Linked DNA regions of Homo sapiens: region 2 is linked to region 1. A link is a contact called in ENCODE Hi-C data. All regions are on one chromosome and are shown on one strand. The core of a region is the stretch at or near the end of the contact, and the rest is flanking DNA. Distances in the headings are between cores, read along the strand shown. Region 1 overlaps TMEM72 (transmembrane protein 72). Region 2 has its middle 66 kb from the start of OR13A1.

Evidence for each region. Hi-C counts contacts between places; a loop is a spot of excess contacts on that map. Pooled maps may share reads with other maps.
Region 2: a loop to region 1 is called in a map of IMR-90, with 24 times the contacts of the local background. The contact joins two enhancer-like sites. A Hi-C loop is called at or near these places in 2 of 168 maps with a recorded cell type or tissue (IMR-90 and tibial artery) and 6 of 50 pooled maps.

The regions. Positions count from the first base shown.
Region 1 is chr10:44,930,338-44,937,331 of GRCh38, reverse strand. It overlaps TMEM72 (transmembrane protein 72), which reads right to left. Exons shown (of 5, transcript NM_001123376.3): 3 at 5,263-5,334; 4 at 3,556-3,695; 5 at 322-2,676. The coding sequence ends at 2,198. The region is part of intron 1 of TMEM72-AS1 (TMEM72 antisense RNA 1); the gene reads left to right. Among named protein-coding and RNA genes, the nearest start is that of TMEM72, 22 kb to the right of the region's middle. RefSeq lists enhancers at 1,457-1,751, 3,558-4,264, 4,265-4,972. Within about 2 kb of position 4,456, at least 5 of the 41 ENCODE cell types and tissues checked have a DNase peak (open chromatin) inside an H3K27ac peak, as active enhancers do.
Region 2 is chr10:45,246,362-45,253,355 of GRCh38, reverse strand. It overlaps the pseudogene CUBNP2. Among named protein-coding and RNA genes, the nearest start is that of OR13A1, 66 kb to the left of the region's middle. Within about 2 kb of position 3,100, at least 5 of the 41 ENCODE cell types and tissues checked have a DNase peak (open chromatin) inside an H3K27ac peak, as active enhancers do.

The DNA of each region.
Region 1 (6,994 bases), core at 3,207-5,706:
TATGAGGAAGATGCCACTTTCTTGCTTGGTCCACTGATGGGTGAGAATTCTGGCCTATTTAATGATCTCACTCCAGCTTTTTGTTTTTGTTTTGTAGCCATAAGAGTGTTTGAGAACTTTACTAACCTAGGTAAGATCATAATTGTCCTGTAATGCTGCACACCAGCAGACACTCTCTTAACTGATGACAATCTCCAGGAAGCCTATGTGCCTCAGAATTCCATCGCATCATCACTGGAACTCCCGGCACACACTAAGACACCTCCAAAAGGGTGCTCCCAACACACATCTCTAAAACACACCCAAAACAACACTCCACACTTGGGTTTACTGAAGTGTTTATTAAACGGGATCTGACATCTCTGCCATCACACTTTCTGGTTTGCTTCTTGCGATCTGGTCATCCAGCTCTGCTGACTGGGGCTTCGAGGACAGAACTACTCTGATGCAGAGGAACGTCAGAGGCTGGCCATGTCTGTGCCATGAGGGTGTCTGTGGCCATCACATTCCCCTTCCACAGTTGACAGGGGAAAGATGCCTGGCTTCTCTGCACTTAGGCTCTTTCTGTGCACAGGGGGCCTGCCTGAGACACCCGGCCCATCAGCCATGGGGCACGATCCTTGTCTACCACCTACCTATACCCATATCCCATATTGTTCACTATTCCCTGACTGTAGACAGTCAGGTCCTGAGGTCCTGCCTTGATGGCAGCTGAAGAAACAGCTCTGCAGCTCTCACCATCAAGGGCTTGCAGGAGTGTCTTGATTAGCCATTTGTCATTTGGTGAGACCTGGGCTACTGCAGGAAGAGCTCTGCTTATCTGCTTATCAGGAACACCTGCTGCATTTAGGCCCCAAACTGATACTAGCTTCTGGTTGGCCATTATTTTCATACCTTTGTAAAATATCCTGTAGGGAACATTGAAACGTGTGCAAGCACAAACACAAGTTTCTCATTAGACCATAGAGCATGCACTCTAAGGCTTGTTCTACAGAGCTTTGCGTTAGCCTCCACAGGGACTGAGAAGCCACAGGACTCTTCCTCCTGACTGCTCCCTCACTGCAGTTGCCATGAAGAATGGTGTGTGTGCTCTTCCTGGCAACAGCCTCATGGACCCGACAACAATTTTTAGAAGTAAAGCCTATATTGCAAATCCTTTACAGATTTACAAAGGAATATCTGATTCAGATGTCTTTGTTCCTTCTGGGTTAACTGTCACTTCCGTGGCCCCATGGCAGAGAACTTGCCTGCCTGCCCACTTCCTCCTATCCTCCCATTTTCCCTCCTCTTCTTCCCCCCTCACTTCCTTTCATTTTGAAGACATTTATATTTATCACCTATTCTGCTACCAAGTGCCTAAACACGGCACTGACACTTCTCTGTGCTGTGCCACCCCTGGGCAGCCTCTGTGGTCCTGCCCACAGCAGACATTGCCTTCTGGGCCCTGGCATTCACTGCGTTCAGTTTGCATCATCAACCTGGAATCTTGGAAAGGCCATGTGGTAAGGAGGCTGGAAGTCCCCAGCCATGTTTCTGGAATGAGCTTTGCTCATCTGGCCTGGCTTTCCCACAGTGAGCACAGAGCGGCATTGTTTTCCTGAGCAGCTCAGCCCCAGCCCTAGAGCATGCAGAGAATGTGGCCCACGGCCCGGCTGCTCCCACCAGAGGCCTGCAGCCTCCCCTCCCGACCCTGAGCAGTCTTGGTTGGTCAAGACCCACAGCCACCTTCTCTGCCTTAGAGATGCTTAAGTTACTGACACTTCCCTGGGCCTGCAGAGATGGGTGGACCATAGGTTCCTCACTGAGTGTTGTGCCCTGGGTTGGGAGTAAGAAAAGCCCAGAGGCTTTTGCTGGGCAGACATCCTCTGTCCCTTCTGGGCTGAGTCAATGGCACCTGCAGCCTCGTGCGCAGTGGCAGTGATGGTCTTGTTGGGGAAGCATAAGGGTTTCCCCACCTGTGGCCAGGAGGAAGGAGCTTGTGCTGGCTTGAGGTGGCGTGAGCCTTGTTTGTGCCTCCCTCGAGGCCTCTCCAGAAATGCTGGCCAGTCACACCTCCTGATGGCCTCAGGGGCCCAGCCAGTGTGGGGGTGTCTGGTTACCCCTTGAAAAGCTGACCAGAGAAGACCCTGAAACTCCAGGGAGGGCCATTGAGCTAGGTAGACCCCTCACTGAGCGTCCTCCAGGCTGGAGCAAGCGCTCAGAACAGGCCGGTGGCTGTAAGAGATGACAGGAAGAGTGGGGCCTGGGGAGGGGGAATGATGGGTGTCGTGTCAGAGGTGGTCTCCTCTGGCTCACTGTCCCCATCATCCAGACCTTCGGCGAGGGAGGGGACTATGCGGACCAAGTTGTCTTCAAAGTGCACCTGCTTCTTCTTGGCCAGGGAGTCGGCTGGCTCCAGGCTCAGCTCCATCAGGGTGTTGGGGGGCTGGAGGGCACTGGGCTTCTTAGTCCCCTTCAGGATACTCTTCATGTGGATGAAAAGGGAGCTGGGCCCCTCCTTGAGGGCCCCATGGAAAGTGTAGGTTTGCTCTGTGTCCCCAGAGCCGGTGGTGCTCACAGCGCTGCTAGAGGGGTCTGTGTACTGCTCTGGGGAGGCCAGCACCTCGGGGGCAGCTTTCCTCTTCTTCCGCTTGCTCAGAAGGAAGTAGGCCAGGCCGGTGATGATGAGCATGGAGCCTGGAAAAGAGCCAGAGGTCAGGGCTCTAGAGGAGTCACGGAAAAAATCCGGAGTCCTTGCAAGCATGTCGTGCAGCAGAGCTCCTGCAACCCGGCGCTGTGTGGCCATTCACAGGCCCCTGTGGCCCTGGCCCTCTTGCCTGGCTTGTCCTCACACCCCACATCAGATTTGGGGGTCCACTTGGAGGCTGGGATGGGGATGCTAAATGGCAGGAAGGATGGAGGCTCTGCTTTTCAACATGGTCTCCCTGGAGGGCTGTCTTCCCTGTATTGTAGATGGGTTCATGAGGAGGGGGCACAGTTTTCACAGATAGGGAGCAGAGAGGAGAAGGACACTAGCAGAAAAGGTCGTGGATGAAACTGAAAAGGTGGGAGCAAGAAATCCTGGGTTCTCTGACCAGAAACCAGCTGGCCAGTGGTATGCACCCGTGAAGTGGAAGTAGGAGATGAGGCTGTGAAGATTTTCTGGGGTCCCACCCTGAAGTGCCTTTCAAACCAGGCTGAGGAGTTTGGACCTGAATGAGTAGGCACTGGGGAGATTCAGAAGGGTTTGGGCAGGGAAGTGGCCATGTCACACCCTTGGGAAGCTCAGACCACACATGGTCAGTGGGAGGAAAGGTGAGGTCCCCTTTGCGGTTCCACTTCTGTACGGCTCTGTGAAGGAAGGATGCACTTCTTGGGACATTCCTGCCATTTGATCAGCATGGAGTATGTCTGGCATTCCGATGATTCCTCATGTCCACCCTCTAGGTCAGAGAGGGCAGTGGGGCAGGTAAGGTCCCTGGAGCCACCACTGGAGCTAGACTTTGAGGGGCTCAGCTCCTCCTGCTCAGAGTCCACCTGTGCTGGGGCTGCATATCTCTACCCCTGTGCTCTTACCTGGGATGGTCACGTGCCAGACCAGGACCGGGTGGAGGAAGCAGGCCACCGACAGCAGCAGGTAGGCCAGGAACTTCTGGAAGCAGCCCAGCCAGTGGGCTTTCTCCCTTACTCTGTCTGCCAGGGACCCTGGTTGACACCTGGGGAGAGGGAGTCCAGGTTAGCATAATGTGTCCCAGGAAAACCCCAGCAAGACTGGATGCCATGGAGTCTGGGCCAGGCCCTGCTGTGGGCATGCTCTGCAGTGGGCCCTGGCTGAACAGAAAGCCCTAGCGGTCCTTGGTGTGGGTTCCACAATGAGTGGATTTGCCTGAGTCCCTCTAGAGGGTCCACAAGTTTTTGAAAGGCTGCCCAGACCTGTTTTTCTGGTCGAAGGGGAAGCAAGTTAAATGTTCTCAGGATGCTGCATGAGTTAGTGAGGAAGACAGCTGGAGGCTCAGGGCTCACTGGGAAGTCTGCACTAATGCAGAGAAAGTGTGCAGTTTGGGAGCCACCTGCCTGGGACAGTTGTGCTTGTAGTGCACTGCATAAGAGGCTTGGCCAGGTGAGTGAGCAGGCTGGCACCCAGCTGTGCCCTGTTCACCCAGCCTTGCTTAGGCACAGTACAGTGTTGGCCCAGAAGGGCTTCTTTTCTAACTGTATACACAGGGACCACACATAGCCCTGGCAGAAGCCTGATGCTGAGCAGCTTCCTTCAGGGGCGCTGCCTCCATGTTTCACAGGGGGCAAGTGCCTGCCTTTAGACCCAGCGCCTCCATCCTCTGAATTGGCCTAGAGCTGGGGCTCTACACAGCCACATCCTGCCCCTCTAGCTTTGAGGGAGTGCTCAGGCTGTCCAGGTGGCCCAAAGCACTGCTCTCTTATGCTCGCAGGCTGGACTGCCATGGCTCACTGGTGCCCCCTGGTGCCCATTCCTGCGTGTGTGTGGTGGCAGGGTGCGGTGGAGTCCATCCAGGGTCCATTCCTCCCCAGCCTTCTCCCCAGCTGAAGTTTCAAGCACAGCTTGGCAGTGGAATTCAGCAGAAAGGGGAAAGCTTTCTGCCTTAGGGCTGGTGAGCCTGAGAGGCAGCCAGTGGCCTTGCAAGGTGCTGGGACATCTGGATCTGAAGACTGGCTCTCTCACTGACCACCCAGGGACCAGTGTCTAGGTTCTGAGAGCCGCAGTCCTCGGTCTCACCGATAACAGCTTCCACATACTGAGTGTAGGCTGGGAAGCAGCAAGGGCCTCACGAGATCCTGCAGGGTCTGCACTCCTGCCCCACGAAGGGGTGTAGAGACATACTGCCCCTGACTTGCCCCCGGGCCCTAGGAAGAGACAGAGCCAGTTCCCAAACCCAGGTCTGCTCACTCCCAGCTGGGCCTTCTGCAGGGTCCTCACCCCATGGCAGATGGCTCAGACACTGGGGCCCAGTGACTGGCTGCTCCTGGTGAGGGGGAGCTGGACTTTTCTGGGGATTCTGGGCAAGGACAGGCCCTGAATGACTGTGTCAGTTGGTTCTCTTGGTTGGGACCAGGGCAAAGAAGGCAATGGAGCCCCTTGGGCCTGTGCCCACCTCCAGGCCAGGCTGATTGTACCTCGGTGGGGGGCTCCTGTCCACAGTGGCTTCAGGAGCAGGACATCCCCTGGTTGTGGGCTCTTGGGTGGAGACATCTGTGGTGTCTGGGGCTGGGGTGGACAATGGAGGGGTCTCTCTGGAAACTACTTACTGGAAGCAGATGGCCAGCAGCTGAGCCACAAAGTAGGCCCCTTCACATATGGAGACAGCGGCTCCTGTAAACCTGCAGGTGGAGACAGGTGAGGGAGGCTGGCGCCTCTGTCTTCCTTTGCTTTCCTGAGGGCTGTCTTCTCACACGTGGCCTCCTGACATCACATCTACAGCCAATGGACTCACCTGGATTCCCCCAGACAACATTCACCACGGGCTGTCTCCAGGACATGGCGTGTTCCGGACTGGGCCATGCTGGGGAGAGGTGGGGTCTGGGGTTCAGAGATGGGTGGGGAGGGCACCGTGGCCAGCAGGTGACATGGCCTTCACCTGGCACCCTGTGTGACACTGGCAGGCACATCCTTCTACCTGCTGGTCACCAGGATGGACACCCACTGCCTGTGTTCCAGCCTTAAACCTGGACCTGTTCCTGACCCTTTCCTTCTTCCTTTTCCTATTATCCAAATAGTCACCAGGAGCTGTTGATTACATTCCTTCAATACCTTCCAAATCGCTCCTGTTCTCTGACCTCATGGGCATTGCCTGGGTTCAGGCCCTGCCCCCTGGACCCCTGCACCAGTTCCACTTCCTCACTTACCCCAGGCCTGTCTCCTGCTCCCCCACTGTGTCACTCTGGGCTGCCTGACACCTGAATCTGATCATGTTCCTCCTGATACAGGATGCCTCAAAGGCTCCTTGTGCTCCCAGTGTGGTCCATGGATCCTGCAATCAGCATCTCCTGAGGAATGTGTAGAATTCATGGCTCCCAGGCCACCCCTAGACTCACATCAGAATCCTTGGAAATGGAATATGTACTTACGGAGGGTCTCACTGCCTATCCTCCATGTTCCCTTGACAACACAAGAAGCTATCAGGTGCCACAGGGCTTTTGCACAAGTGAGCTTTTCCTGGAAGGCCTTCCCCTTCCCTCTCCAGTCTGTCTGGTGACCTCCTCTTACTTCTCCATGTGGTACCATATGACCAGAGTCACTAGTCTGTGAACCCCCAGAGGGCGTTCCCTGTCTAATTCTTCTGTACAGCCCAGGCTCACAGTGGGTCGGGCTTATTGGGCTCCATTAATGAGCATTGCAATAAATGAAGGAATGAAAGTGGATAGTGTTGTGCAGAAGGTGGCTTGGGGTCAGGGTTTCCTCAGAGCCATGGGTGTTTCTAGATTGTGTGATCACAGGTGAGAGGTGTGACCTTTCTCTGTCTTAGTTTCCTCAGCTGTAAACTGGGGTTATTATAGTGCATCAACAGTAAAACTGTTCTAAGAATTAAATGATATTTGTAAAGCACTTAGGACCATGCTTGGCACACAGTGATTATATCAATTCTAGTTATCATTTCTCTCTCCCTGTGATTAGTTAGATCATTTAGTGATCTCCACTCCTCTCAGTCTCTATGCCTCCCAGTGTGAGCCTAACTCTTACCCCTTGGTTTTAAAATGATAATAACTAACATTTATGTAATGATTGCTATGGGCCAGGCATAATTCTAAAGGCCTTACAAATATCAACTCATTTAGTCCTTGCAACAATTTTATAATAAGTACTATATTATATTATAATAAACACTATAATTACTGTCAGTTTACCGATGAGGAAACTAAGGCACAGAGAGGTTTGCCCCATCACCAATGGCCCCTTATCAGTAGCAGGGGGAAGATCAGAACCTAGCACGCAGGCTCCAGAGCTTGTGTGCCTAACAGGCACATCAAGACGTGTTTTGCA
Region 2 (6,994 bases), core at 1,851-4,350, 320 kb before region 1:
AGCCTCACAACTGCTGTGCTCTCCCTCTCCAAAGCACACAGATTCTCTGTGCTGTGTGCTGCTGCTGGGGGATAGGGGAGAGGGTGGCATCAGCAATACAAGATGGTCTTTTCTACCATCTTCAATGTCTCTTTCAGCAATATGAAGTTAAAGCCAGATATTGTGATTGCTGACCTGATCTGGGGTTCTCGTGATGGTGCTTTATGTGTGTAGTTAGCTGTGAAAATTTGGTGTTCCTGCAGGAGGAATGAATGGTGTAGGCTTCTATTTGGCCTTCTTGCTCCACTCTTTCTTCTTTGATTTCTTTCATTGGCATTTTATAGTTTTGGCATACATGTTCTGTACATGTTTGTTTAGATTCAATTGGAGTATTTCATTTTATTTGGTGATTGTAAATGGTAATGTTTTAGTTTCAATGTCCACACTTTCATTGTTAGTATACAGAAATATAATTAATTTTTGTATGTTGATCTTGTATCCTGCAGCCTTGCTGAACGCACTCATTGGTTGTTGATGTTTGTAAACTTTTTGTGTATATAAATTCATTGGAATTTTCTAAATAGGCAATCATGTCATCTGCAAATAGTAACAGTTTTATTTTTCCTTTTGATCTGTGTGTCTTTTGTTTCTTTTTTATGTCTCATAGCACTGGCTAGACTTCCAGTGCTATGTTGGATGAAAGTAGGGAGTGGGCATTCTTACCTTGTTCCTGATCCTCAGGGGAAATCATTCAGTATTTCACTCTTAAGTATGATGTTAGCTGTGGGTTTTTTGTAGCAAGTTGACGATATTCCCTTATATTCCTATTTTTCTGAGAGTTTTAATATAAGTAAAAATTTGACAAATGCTTTTCTGTAGCCAATAATAGGATCATGTGAATTTTCTTTTTTAGCTTCTTAATATGGTAGATTACATTGATTTCTGAATATTAAACCAGCCATGCATACTTGGAATAAACCCCACTTTGTCATAGTATATAGTTATTTGTACATATCACTGTATTCTATTTGCTAATTTTTATTGAGAATTTTGTATCTATGTTTATGAGAGACATTGGCCTCTAGTTTTCTTTTTGTACTATCACTGTCTATTTTTGAAATAGAGTAATAATAGCTTTATAAAATGAATTGTAAAGCTTTTGTGTCTCTTCTATTTCTTTGTAAGATATTTCATAAAATAGGTGCTAATTTTTTTTTTTTTTTTTTTGAGATGGAGTCTCACTTTGTCACCAGGCTAGAGTGCAGTGGTGTGATCTTGGCTCACTGCAACCTCTGTCTTCTAGGTTCAAGTGATTCTCCTGCCTCAGCCTCCCAAGTAGCTGAGATTACAGGTACCCACCACCTAATTTTTGTATTTTTAGTAGAGACAGGGTTTCTCCATGTGGGCCAGGATGGTCTTGATCTCCTGACCTCATGATCTGCCTGCCTCAGCTTTCCAAAGTGCTGGGATTACAGGCATGAGCCACCATGCTCAGCCACAACCCAATTTTTCCTAAAACATATGGAGATTTCTTTTTGGGAGTTTTGAAATTTTGAATTCAATTTTCTTATTTGGTATAGGATTATTCAAATAATTTATTTCATATTAAGTGAGTTGTGGTATTGGTTCATCTCCTTAAAGTTGTCAAATTTATGTCTGTAGTGTTTTTAGCATTCCCTTATTATCTTTTTAATGTTTGTAGGGTCTCTATTAATGTCTCCTGTTTCATTACTGGTACTGATGATTTGAGTCTTCTCTCTTTTTTCATTGGCAGTCTTGATAGAGTTTTTCAAATTTATTGATTTTTTCAAAGAACCAGCTCTTTTTAATTGATTATCTCTTTTGTTTTTCTGTTTTTAATTTTATTGATTTCTGCTCTTATAACTATTATTTTCTTGTTTTTGCTTGCTTTGAATTTATTTTTCTCTTCTTTGTCTGGGTTCTTGAGGTGGGAGCACCTCAAAAAGTTGGGGGCACAAAATAAAGTGTAACATTTGTATTGGTTCTCTTTTTGCTTCATTGTTAGTTTGTTTCTGTAATTAGTGTTAAGTTGTGATCAGCATAAATAATGGGTTATATTATTTGCAAACCTCAGGGTAAACTCAAATAAAAAACAAAACAGATACACAAAAAATGAAAGGCAAGAAGTTAAATCTACTACCAGAGAAAATTATCTTCATTAAAAGCAAGACAAGAAGGAAGGAAAGAAGAAAGAGAAGACCACAAAATAACCAGAAACAAATAACAAAATTGCAGAAGTAAGTCCTTACTTATAATTACATTGAAAGTAAATAGACTAAACTCTCCCATTAAAAGACATAGAGTGGGCTGCAGCCAAGATGGCTGAACAGGAACAGCTCCTGTCTACAGCTCCCAGCATGAGCAATGCAGAAGATGGGTGATTTCTGCATTTCCATCTGAGGTACCGGGTTCATCTCACTAGGGAGTGCCAGACAGTGGGCGCAGGATAGTGGGTGCAGTGCACCATGTGCGAGCCGAAGAAAGGCAAGACATTGCCTCACTCAGGAAGTGCAAGGGGTCAGGGAGTTCCCTTTCCTAGCCAAAGAAAGAGGTGACAGATGGCACCTGGAAAATTGGGTCACTCCCACCCTAATACTGCACTTTTCCGATGGGCTTAAAAAATGGCGCACCAGGAGATTATATCCCACACATGGCTCAGAGGGTCCAATGCCCACGGGGTCTCGCTGATTGCTAGCACAGCAGTCTGAGATCAAACTGCAAGGTGGCAGCAAGCCTGGGGGAGCTGCTTGGTGTGGTGGCGGGCACCTGTAATCCCTTGGGAGGCTGAGGCTAGAGAATCATTTGAACTCAGGAGGCGGAGGTTGCAGTGAGCTAAGGCAAGATCACGCCATCGCATCACGCCTGTTGCTTGGGCAACAGGGCGAGACTCCATGTCAAAAAAAAAAAAATGCTTGCTAATATAAACGTGATCATAAAGACAGCAATGATTATCATGAAATTTTAACTTGCTTACCAGAAAAAGTGCATGATCTAAAACTTGGCAAATGTGCTGTTCCGTGAAACAAGGGGGTGAAGATTAGAAAACTCGAGCTTCTTCGGATTCTGAATTAACTGAAATCATATTTAAGTTGGAAAGACAGTGCCATCTAGTGGTGCATTTCTTTTTCTTTTGAAATTACTGGTTTTAGCCATTCCTGCCTTATATAATTCTAGCACTTTAGGATAATGTCAGTGGTCATGGTCATGGCTGTTCTGTGGCCTTGAGCACATCATAGCTCTGCTATGAATTTAATATTTGGAGTTAGATACACACAGATACTCATTTAGAAATACAATAGGGCGGGGCGCGGTGGCTCACGCCTGTAATCCCAGAGGCAGAGGTTGCAGTGAGCCAATATCACGCCATTGCACTCCAGCCTGGGTGACAAGAGCGAAACTCCGTCTCAAAAAAAAAAAAAAAAAAAAAAAAAAAAAAAAAAAAAAAAGAAAGAAAAAGAAAAAAGAAAAAAAAAAAGAAACAGAAAAGGGGCACTGCGGATCACGAGGTCAGCAGATCGAGACCATCCTGGCTAACACGGTGAAACCCCGTCTCTAGTAAAAATACAAAAAAAATTAGCCGGGCGCGGTGGCGGGCTCCTGCAGTCCCAGCTACTCTCGGGAGGCTGAGGCAGGAGAATGGCGTGAACCCGGGAGGCGGAGCTTGCAGTGAGCCGAGATAGCGCCACTGCAGTCCGGCCTGGAGAAAGAGGGAGACTCCGTTTCAAAAAAAAAAAAAAAAGAAAAAGAAAAAGAAATATAATGAAGATTACTCAGAAGAAAACAAATGTTTTCTAGTTATGTGTTTGAGAGAAATCCAAGCACCCACTATTTCAAAGGATGTTTCTAGAAGGCTGCCATGGCTGCGAATTGTTCTGGGTGCTGGCGACACCACAGTGAAGAAGTCAGACAGAGTCTCCGTCTCCCCACCCGTGGGACTTACATCCTTGTTGGGAAAGAGACCGGACAAAGCAAATAAACAATAAATAAGATCGGTTTTGATTATAATAGGAAAATAAAACAGGATGATGCTGGGGGAGGGCAACATTCGATAGCACGGGCTTCTCTGAGGAGGTGACATGTGAGGTGAGGGCCCATGACAGGGAGTCCTTAGCTGTGCGGGTTCAGCTTCAGCTGAGGAAAGAAGTCTCCTGGCAGGAAGAGCTGCAGGAGCAGGGCCATGGGCAGGAGTCCTCCTGGGATGAAGGAAGTGCAACCAGCAGTGAGGTGCGGGCGGCCTGGGAAGGAGGCACAGGCCAGAGCAGCTGGGGCTTGCAGACCGTGAGAAGGAGCTGGAATTTTACTTTAGGTGCAACAGGGATCTGCCGGAGCATTTTAGTCAGAGCAGGAGCAGCATCTCATTGGAGTTTGCAGACATGCAGGCAATTCAGTGGAGAACACTATGGCTGCTCCGGAATTAGTTCTATTAAGAAGATGTTTCAGTGGGAACAGGTGAAGAACAATGGTGGTCACCTGGAGATGGAGCCCTCTGAGATATGTTTTGAAGGTAGAATGGAGTGGATGTGGAGTGAAGAGAGAGGAATCAGAGATGACTGAAGTTGTAGGCTTGAAACACTGAGGTAAAGAAGTCTCAGGGAGAACAGTTTTGGGAGGGCTTGTGGAAGAGAGGAATCAAAGCACTTGTTTATTTATTTATTAGATATTTATTGAGTGCCTCTCATGTGCAGACACCTAAAAACTGGGAACATGGCAGTGAGCAGAACAGAAATCTGTGCATTCATGGAACTTGTATTCTCTTCAGCGGGAAAGACAATGAAATAAACAAGTTAGCCTGGGCAACATAACAAGACCACATCTCTAAAATTTTTTTTATTAGCTATGCATAGTGGCATGCACCTGTAGTCCCAGTACTTAGGAGGCTGAGGTGGGAGGATCACTTGAGCCCAGAAGTTCAAGGCTGCAGTGAACTATGATTGTAGCCCTGCACTCCAGCCTGGACAACAGAGTGAGACCTTGTCTCCAAAAAAAAAAAAAGTTAAATATGTAGTATGTAGAAGAAGGTAATACTTGCTGTGGAGAAAAGTCAAGCAGGAAAGGAGATGGGAATGTTGGGAGAGTTTACACAAGGAAGGCCGTATTGAGTTGGGGCTATCTTTTTTTTTTTTTTTTGGAGACAGTCTTGCTCCATCACTCAGGCTGGAGTGCAGTGAAACGATCTCAGCTCACTGTAACCTCCACCTCCTAGATTCAAGCGATTATCCTGCCTCAGTCTCCTGAGTAGCTGGGATTACAGGCATGTACCATCACGCCAGCCAATTTGGGGATGTCTGAGTAAAGACCTGAAGAAATGTAGGAAGACAAACGATGTGGATATACAGGGAAGAGCATTCCAGGCAAAGGGAACAGCAAATGCCATACCCAAGAAGCAGGAGCATGACTGGTTTGGCTCAAGAAGCAAAATGAACAAAGTGGAGACAATAAGAAATGAGATCAGAAAGGTCAGGGGTGGGAGAGGAGGAGAGAAGGCCATTGTGATGGCTTTGCTTGTTCTATTGAGTGGATGGGCAGTTAGGAGGGTTTCAGCAGAGCGATGACCTGGTCTGACTTACATTTTAACAGTATCCTCTCGATGACATTTTGAGAATAGACTAAGAGGAACAAGAGCAGAATCAGGGGCTTTGTGGGAGTCTCCAGTGATCATCAAGGCAAGAGATCAGAGCAACTAGGGCCAGAGTGTTAGTGGGTGCAGTGGTTAAGGTAGCAGTGGGTGAGCAGACTCTCATGACACATTCTTTTTAAAATCATAGGTTACTTTCCCAAAGAGGAAAAAAATGTTAGGCATCATACCAGGTTTTTACTGAAAGTCATAATATCATCAATCCAATTATAATTCTGTTCCTAAATTAAGACCACCTCTAAGAACATCCATGTAAAAATGTTTAATCATGACCTATTGTGACTTCACATCCAATTTAGTGTGAAAGATGCAACTTTTTTGTAAATAATGGAGAAGTAATGAATTGTTTTTCTTTTCAGTTATACCATGGGGTTAGTGAAAGTGCCAACTTGGCTGGAACGTTTTGTGGTTCCACTGTACCTGCTCCTTTTATCTCTTCTGGTAACTTCCTTATGGTTCAATTCATCAGTGACTTAACATTAGAAAGGGAAGGATTTAATGCTACATACACCATCATGGACAGTGAGTAGATAGAAGCATTTTTATATGTTATGAAATACACATGTATTTAGGCACTGAAAAGAATGCCCTGCTTATTATATTGAAATTTCAATGTTAATTACTAAACTCAATGTCAATTACTATCTAAACTCAATGTCAATTACTAAACACCATGTTAATTACTCTATGTTTAATCTGTGGTACAAAATTTGATACAATTTTTAGTCAAGGATATAAACCCCCAATTCTTAATGGAATGATGAAAATATAGCTCCTCTGGGGTGGGAGATGAGGAAGACAGAATTTTAAAGATTGCCTGAGATGAGACATGAATAAATTGTCTCCTGTGTTGCTTTTTCTTCCCAGTGCCTTGTGGTGGAACATACAATGCAACTTGGACCCCACAAAATATTTCATCACCCAATTCATCAGACCCAGATGTCCCATTTTCCATCTGTACTTGGGTCATTGACACCCCTCCACATCAGCAGGTCAAGATAACTGTGTGGGTGTTAACAGCTGAGCTCATAAGACTGCATGCAGAATTACTTACAGCTTCAGGACTCACCACAGGTAACAATTATAGGATGAATGACAGTCGCATCTTTTCACTAGCTTTTGCAAAACACTTGAAATAATGAGGCCATGATTAAATAATTTTCTAAGTTACTTCCAGCTTAATGTGTTATTCATCTGTACACAAAGCCCTCCAATCAGGTGTGTCGAGAAACTTGAACTTGGTCCTGTAGGTCCAGAGCTCTCAAAGCTTTGTGTGCCTAAGAATGCATTAAGAAGCATCTTAAAAGTGCATCCTCCCTGGCCCACCCTCAGAGACTGAGTTATAACACCCATTTATCT